Regions from separate parts of the Homo sapiens genome. Here region 2 is linked to region 1. A link is a loop called in an ENCODE intact Hi-C map of the cell type or tissue named here. Cell type or tissue: endothelial cell of umbilical vein. All regions are shown on one strand.

The links. Hi-C counts contacts between places; a loop is a spot of excess contacts. Peaks named below come from ENCODE experiments on the same cell type or tissue, not always from the same donor. Only the 100,000 strongest peaks of a DNase experiment are listed, where the experiment ranks them.
Region 2: it touches region 1 in a loop (17-fold over the local background); 82 of 110 quality-filtered maps call a loop at or near these places.

Annotation. Positions count from the first base shown.
Region 1 is chr7:74,392,265-74,396,264 of GRCh38, reverse strand. All of the region lies in intron 13 of CLIP2 (CAP-Gly domain containing linker protein 2), which reads right to left. Among named protein-coding and RNA genes, the nearest start is that of GTF2IRD1, 60 kb to the left of the region's middle. RefSeq lists a silencer at 225-414. In endothelial cell of umbilical vein, a CTCF peak has its summit at 2,415 (motif pointing right); DNase peaks (open chromatin) are centred at 1,504 and 2,424; H3K27ac peaks cover 592 bases.
Region 2 is chr7:74,065,809-74,069,808 of GRCh38, reverse strand. ELN (elastin) reads right to left here. Exons shown (of 33, transcript NM_000501.4): 31 at 3,812-3,865; 32 at 3,033-3,077; 33 at 1-1,152. The coding sequence ends at 1,109. Among named protein-coding and RNA genes, the nearest start is that of ELN-AS1, 5.5 kb to the right of the region's middle. In endothelial cell of umbilical vein, a CTCF peak has its summit at 1,795 (motif pointing left); a DNase peak (open chromatin) is centred at 1,788.

The DNA of each region.
Region 1 (4,000 bases):
ATACCTGATGTCAAATGGGTTTTATCTCCCATGTCACCTCTTAATCAACTGACAGGATCTACCTGGAGTACTATGATGATAATGGTTCTGAGGCCACATTTGGGGTCTGCAGGAAACAGTGCAGTGATCGATTGGTAATGCCTGCCATGGGCATAGGCAGGAGCACATGCACCCCTATGCCCTAGCGTTTTCCCTTGCCTGCAACTACTACAGAGGGGAAAACTCCCTTACTAGGTGGCCACGGGTAGAGAACAGTGGAAATCTGCTGGCACAGCTCCCTTCCCTTTCCTCCTCCTTTCTGCTATGATGTATGATGTGATGGCTGGACTTTCAGCAGCCACCTTGCAATCATGAGGCGGGGAGCACTGCAAAGGTGTTGGCACTGAGATCTTAAGCTCCTGAACCAACTGCCAGTCACAGCTACCTCCAGATTTCTTGTTATGTAAGAAAAGGAAATCTCTGCTACTTTAATCTGCTGTTTGATGGATGTGACATCACTGTCACCAAAGCATTCCTAGCTGATCTCCCACCTCCATCCTAAGCACTGCAGGAGTGTGGAGGAGCCCACGGTGGCCTGTATCAATCAAGAAAGGCTTCAAGGAAGAGGTGACAATGTGCTAAGCCCTGAAGAATGAACTGGACTTAGCAAACTGGCCAAAAAGAAGGTATCTCTGGCCAGGCATGGTGGCTTATGCCTGTAATCCCAGCACTTTGGGAGGCTGAGGAGGACAGATCACCTGAGGTCAGGAGTTTGAGACCAGCCTGGCCAACATAGCAAAACCCTATCTCTACTCAAAATACAAAAATTAGCTGGGTGTGGTAGCACATGCCTGTAATCCCAGCACTTTGGGAGGCCAAGGCGGGCAGATTACTTGAGGTCATGAGTCAAGACCAGCCTGTCAACATGGTGAAACCCCATCTCTACTAAAAATACAAAATTAGCTGGGCGTGGTAGTGCATGCCTGTAATCCCAGCTACTTGAGAGGCTGGGGCAGGAGAATTGCTTGAACCCAGGAGGCAGAGGTTGCGGTGAGCCAAGATTGCGCCACTGCACTCCAGCCTGGGTCACAGAGCAAAACTCCGTCTCAGAAAAAAAAAAAAGAAGAAGAAAAAGAAGGTATCCTAGAAGGGAGGAATCTCATAACTGATGAGAACTGAAGGATGGAAGGAGGCTGTTGACAGCTGTTGACAGCAGGGAGACGGGGATGAGGCCAGGCTCTGGGAAAGAGGAAATGTGGCTTCAGATGACAGGGAAAATTCAGAGACAATGGATAAAGACCCAAAACTCCAGAAAGTTCTATCGAGACTCAGCAGAGGGGCATCCTGTGGCTGAGACAGGGCAGAAAGCTTCCTCGGAGAAGGTGAGACCAGGCAGGGCACCAAGAATAACTTTTCCACTTAGGATGGGAGACAGGGGAGGGAGGGCAGCCCTGGAACCCTGGCCAGGGGCCTGGCTGGTTTGTTCCTACTGGAAAAGGCACAGGCTGCATCTGCAGAGGGCAGTGTTGTTCTGGAAAATTCCTAGATTGCCTCATCGCATCTGTTTCCCTCCTGGGCAGGGCTACAGTTTCTAGAAAGGTGTTAGATTTGTAGCAAATGTAGCTAGAGCAACTCCTAATCTGTATAGAAGGAAAGGAGATGGCATTTCTTCTTTTACAAAAGGATGTCTGTGCTTCAAAGAGATTCCTTTAACTCGGGTTGAAATGCAAATGCTGGGCCCGGGGCGGTGGCCCACGCCTGTGCTCCCAGCACTTTGGGAGGCCGAGGCAGGTGGATCACCTGAGGTCGGGAGTTTGAGACCAGCCTGACCAACATGGAGAAACCCTATCTATACTAAAAATACAAAATTAGCCCGGCATGGTGGCGCATGCCTGTAATCCCAGCTACTTGGGAAGCTGGGGCAGGAGAATTGCTTGAACCCAGGAGGCAGAGGTTGCGGTGAGCAGAGATTGTGCCACTGCACTCCAGCCTGGGCAACAAGAGCAAAACTCCATCTCAAAAAAAAAAAAAAAAAAAAAATAAGAAGAAAAAGAAGGTATCCCAGAAGGGAGGAATCTCATAACTGATGAGAGCTGAAGGATGGAAGGAGGCTGTTGACAGCTGTTGACAGCAGGGAGACGGGGATGAGGCCCTCTGGGAAAGAGGAAATGTGGCTTCAGATGACAGGGAAAATTCAGAGACAATGGATAAAGACCCAAAACTCCAGGAAGTTCTATCGAGACTCAGCGGAGGGGCATCCTGCGGCTGAGATAGGGCGGAAAGCTTCCTCGGAGAAAGTGAGACCAGGCAGGGCACCAATAATAACTTTTCCACTTAGGATGGGAGACAGGGGAGGGAGGGCAGCCCTGGAACCCTGGCCAGGGTCCTGGCTGGTTTGTTCCTACTGGAAAAACACAGGCTGCATCTGCAGAGGGCAGTGTTGTTCTGGAAAATTCCTAGATTGCCTCATCGCATCTGTTTCCTTCCTGGGCAGGGCTACAGTTTCTAGAAAGGTGTTAGATTTGTAGCAAATGTAGCTAGAGCAACTCTTAATCTGTATAGAAGGAAAGGAGGTAGCATTTCTTCTTTTACAAAAGGATGTCTGTGCTTCAAAGAGATTCCTTTAACTTGGGTTGAAATGCAAATGCTGGGCCCGGCAGAGTGGCTCACACCTGTATTCCCAGCACTTTGGGAGGCTGAGGCGGGTGGATCACCTGAGGTCGGGAGTTCGAGACCAGCATGACCAACATGGAGAAACCCCATCTCTACTAAAAATACAAAATTAGCCGGGCATGGTGGCACATGCCTGTAATCCCAGCTACTCATAAGGCTGAGGCAGGAGAATCACTTGAACCTAGGAGGTGGAGGTTGCAGTGAGCAGAGATTGTGCCACTGCACTCCAGCCTGGACAACAAGAGCAAAACTCCATCTCAAAAAAAAAAAGAAATGCAAATGCTGGGCCCAGTGCGGTGGCTCATGCCTGTACTCCCAGCACTTTGGGAGGCAGAGGCAGGCAGATCACTTGAGGTTAGGAGTTGGAGACCAGCCTGGCCAACACAGTGAAACCCTGTCCCTACTAAAAATTAGCTGGGCATGGTGATGGGCGCCTGTAATCCCAGCTACTCGGGAGGCTGAGGCAGGAGAATCGCTTGAACCCAGAAGGTGGAGGTTGCAGTGACCTGAGATCGCGCCACTGTACTGCAGCCTGGGCAACAGAGTAAGACTCCGTCTCAAAAAAAAAAAAAAAAAAAGCAAATGCTTACAGGGGCTGGGGAATTGGGAGTAAGAAAAATAATGAAGGGAAAGTGGGGCCTCCCCAGGAGACTCAGGGGGCCCACGCCCATCAGAAGGGGGCAGGGGCTCCCCAGCTATGATGGGGTGATCGCCATGCTGGAAGTCTGTCCTGTGTTGTTAGGTCTTGCCATTTGTTATTTTTTAAAATTGTGTTTATTACTATTATTATTTTTGAGACAGAGTTTCACTCTTGTTGCCCAGGCTGGAGTGCAATGGCACGATCTTGGCTCACTGCAACCTCCACCTCCTAGTTCAAGTGATTCTCCTGCCTGAAGTAGCTGGGATTACAGGCGTGCTTCACCATACCTGGATAATTTTTGTATTTTTAGTAGATATGGGGTTTCATCATCTTGGCCAGGCTGGTCTCGAACTCCTGACCTCAGGTGATCTACCTGCCTCGGCCTCCCAAAGTGCTGGGATTACAGGCGTGAGCAGCCACCACACTCAGCCTTTTACTTATTGTTTTTTGAGACAGGGTCTTGCTCTGTCGCCCAGGCTGTGGTATGATCATGGCTTACTGAGTCTCCACTTCCTGGGCCCAAGTAATCCTACTACCGCAGCCTCCTGAGTAGCTGGGACCCACAGGCGTGTGCTCCACGCCCAGCTATTTTCTTTTCTTTCCTTTTCTTTTTTTTTTTTTTGAGATGGAGTCTCACTCTGTCGCCCAGGCTGGAGTGCAGCGGCGTGATCTTGGCTCACTCCAAGCTCCGCCTCCTAGGTTCACGCC
Region 2 (4,000 bases), 330 kb after region 1:
GTGATTAAAATGTTTTTTCTACTGGGGATACAGCTCCCCGGATCAGAAAAAAAAATTATCTTTTTTTTTCAATGAACCACAACAATAAAACCAAAAGAGAATATCAACAATCAAAAATAATCCCCAAATATCCAGGACAAAAAATAAAATATTTATTGATCTATCACAGCGAGACACAAAAAGATGGGCGGGGCAGGAATGGGAACTGCTCTGAAGTTCAGTGGACCGAGGGAGGGATGGGGGGTATACAGTACTGCATGTGGGGACACCCCGGGTGGGGAGGAGATGCCTGGCACCCCAGTCTGCACAGCCCCGCACGCCCTGGGGGAGTGTAGGATGGGGGTGGAGGCAGGGCACAGGCGGCCATGACAGGTCAACCAGGTTGATGGTGGGTGCACCCAGCCAGCTAGTGGTGCCGGGCGGTCAACTGGGGACATGGATGGACGGACCGATGGATGAATGGACGGATGGGCGGATGGATTCTACAAGGGCAAGGTGGCTATTCCCAGTGTGGGGTGGTTTTCCAACCCAAAAGCGCCCCAGATGTGGGGAACAGCGATCGGTGGGGAGGAGACGGCCAAGTGGACCCAGGAGAGGAGGGATGCTAGAGCGAATCCAGCTTTGAGGCTTCAGGTGCTTGGGTACCAACTGGATGGCAGCCAACGGTGGGTCCTGGTGGGCAGGGGGAGCTGGGACTGCCCAGGAAGTGTCTGCACCATCTTTAGAGGAGCCCCAGGTAGGGGGTTCCCCGAGGGGCCACCCTTCCCTCCTCCCTCCCCCCAGGAAGATAAGAGCACCAGCGTGTAGCACCAAGTTCCCCTGGAGATGGAGGCTGTGTGGAGGGGGAGCTCCTAGGTGGGAAGGGATGGGGTGGGGGGCCAGGACCACATGGCCCTTGCCTCTGAAGTAGGGGGCCTCCTGGTCGGGGCACTTGGCCGCTCCCCTCTTGTTTCCTTGCCCTGTGGATCTGCAAGGCCGCCCGGCCTGCCCGTTCCCTCCTGGGGTGGGGAGTCGGAGGGGCATGGGATGGGGTTACAAAGGGTTTACATTCTCCACCAAGCAGTAGCACCAACGTTGATGAGGTCGTGAGTCAGGGGTCCTAGGAAGCTCATTTTCTCTTCCGGCCACAAGCTTTCCCCAGGCAGGCCCCACCTGGACGGGAGGAGGTGCACATCACTGTGAGTCCGGCCCCTCTCAGTTTCGGCTCTAATCCCCGCCTGCTCTGACCCACTCGAATGGAGGCTCCAAGAAGCCAAGAGAAGCCAAGTCATGGCCCCAGGCCAAACTCAGACCTGATCCATGCCATCAACTTCCACTGGACAGATGGGGCGGGAGAAGCCCCCAAGATATTACTTGGATGAAACCAACGCTCGCAGAAAAGGGGGCAGGTCATGGGGCCTGGCTGGGGAAGGACGGGGCCTGGCACTGGCTCCTGGCTCCACTGCTCCAAGAAGCCTTTCGGGGAAAGGCTAAGAGCAGCTCCATCAAGGAACATGGGATGAAGGGAGAGTCAGTGTCTGCAGGAGACGGCCCTCTCAGGGAGTGGGGTGGACCCATACATCTGAGAGGGCATCAGATAAGTAAATCAAGGCCCAGTAGAGGGAGAGAGGGTCTTATCCACATAGTGTCTGAGCTGGGACTCAAACCCAGGATTCCTACCCCCTCCTGGGAATAGTCTGATGGGTGAACCCTGTTTCAAGGCATCAGTCTGTATTAGGTAAGGCACCATTGTCTAGTAGCGCGGCCCGGAGCAGTTCCTAACCCTGCTTGAGCCAGATATGGCTCCTTACCGCCACCTGGTGGCAGTGAGCAGAGAGTGGGGCAGGAACAGACATCTGCCTCTGAAGGTTTTTTTTTTTTTTTTTTTTTTTTTTTGAGACGCAATCGTCTTGCCCTGTCATCACCCAGGCTAGAGGGCAGTGGTGTAGTCTCAGCTCACTGCAACCTCCGCCTCCTGGGTTCAAGCAATTCTCCTGTCTCAGCCTCCAGAGTAGCTGGGATTACAGGCGTGCACCACCACACCTGGCTAATTTTTTTTTTTTTTTTGAGACGGAGTCTTGCTGTGCCGCCCAGGCTGGAGTGCAGTGGCGCAATCTCGGCTCACTGCAAGCTCCGCCTCCCGGGTTCACACCATGCTCCGCCTCCCGGGTTCACACCATTCTCCTGCGTGAGCCTCCCGAGTAGCTGAGACTACAGGTGCCCGCCACCATGCCCGGCTAATTTTTTGTATTTTTAGTAGAGACGGCCGGACGTGGTGGCTCACTCCTGTAATCCCAGCACTTTGGGAGGCCGAGGCGGGCGGATCACGAGGTCAGGAGTTCGAGACCAGCCTGGCCAATATGGTGAAACCCCGTCTCTACTAAAAATACAAAAATTAGCTGGGCGTAGTGGTGTATGCCTGTAGTCCCAGCTACTTGGGAGGCTGAGGCAGAAGAATCGCTTGAACCTAGGAGGCAGAGGTTGCAGTGAGCCAAGATCGTGCCACTGCACTCCAGCCTGGGCAACAGAGCAAGACTCCATCTCAAAAAAAAAAAGAAGACTATAGTATTTTTAGTAGAGACGGGGTTTCACCGTTTCAGCCAGGATGGTTTCCATCTCCTGACCTCGTGATCCACCTGCCTTGGCCTCCCAAAGGGCTGGGATTACAGGCGTGAGCCACCACACCCGGCTAATTTTAGTATTTTTAATAGAGACAGGGTTTCGCCATGTTGGCCAGGCTGGTCTTGAACTCCTGACCTCAGGTGATCTGCCCTCCTCAGCCTCCCAAAGTGCTGGGATTACAGGTGTGAGCCATCACACCTGGCCATGAACTGTGTTTTTAAAAAGCAAATGTTCCCTGTGTTTATAAGAGGTCAGCAAGAAGGAGGGGAGGCTCTACATTCAGCTCGGGGTCCAGCCTCGTGTGACCTGAGGCTGTGGGGTCCACCCCTGGGTGCTGGCTCAGCCCTTCTGAGCAGGAGATGGCACAGGAGAGGAGGGAGGAGGTGGCTGCAGCTCCAGGGCAGGGCCCAGGGGCAGGGAGCCTGGCATACCTGGGAAAATGGGAGACAATCCGAAGCCAGGTCTTGCTGCCACTCCTGCAGGAGAGATTTCAGGTTGGTGGGTTGGTAGGGGTGGAAACTGACTCCAGCCTCATCACTTTCTGCCTGCACTGGCTCACCCAAGACCTCTGTCTGGGATCACCTCCTCTCCATCCCCCCCACTATATAATTTTTTATATTTTATTTTATTATTATTTTTTTGAGATGGGGTCTTGCTCTGTCACCCAGGCTGGAGTGCAGTGGTGCGATCTTGGCTCACTGCAACCTCCGCTTCCCAGGCTCCAGTGATTCTCCCGCCTCAGCCTCCCGAGTAGCTGGGATTACAGGCGTCCACCACGTTTGGCTAATTTTTGCATTTTTTTTAGTAGAGACAGGGTTTCACCATGTTGACCAGACTGGTCTCGAACTCCTGACCTCAAGTGATCCACCCACCTAGGCCTCCCAAAGTGCTGGGATTACAGGCGTGAGCCACCACGCCCAGCCAATCCCCCTCACTACAGCCAGAGTGGCTTTCTCAACACAACATGCCGCCACCTAGCAACCAGGTGTGGCACCTCATGGCCTCAACCCTGAGCTCAGCCTGGCACTGTCCCCAACCTTATAGCTTGCCCGTTTGCCCAGTACATCTGCAATCCTAAAGTGCCCTCACCAGCCCCAGTCTCCTGTCCTTGTGTGGACATGGGCTCTGGGAGTCCCCACTGCTAGATGGACAGGCCCCCTCTAGATCGGGACAGAGCTGAGGACTACGTAGCAGAGCTGGCCACCCCTACCTCCAAGTGGGAACTGCCCGGCACCCCCTAGGACACCTCCAAGGCCAGCAGCACCTGAGAAGAGGCAGGTGGGGTCAGGATAAGACACCCCCATCGGGAAGAGGCCCTGATATCCCTGCTGGGTTCTGGGTTAAGGAATGTCCCAGACAAGATCTTCAGGGGTAGGGGGAGCCAGAGGGAGGCCTGAGC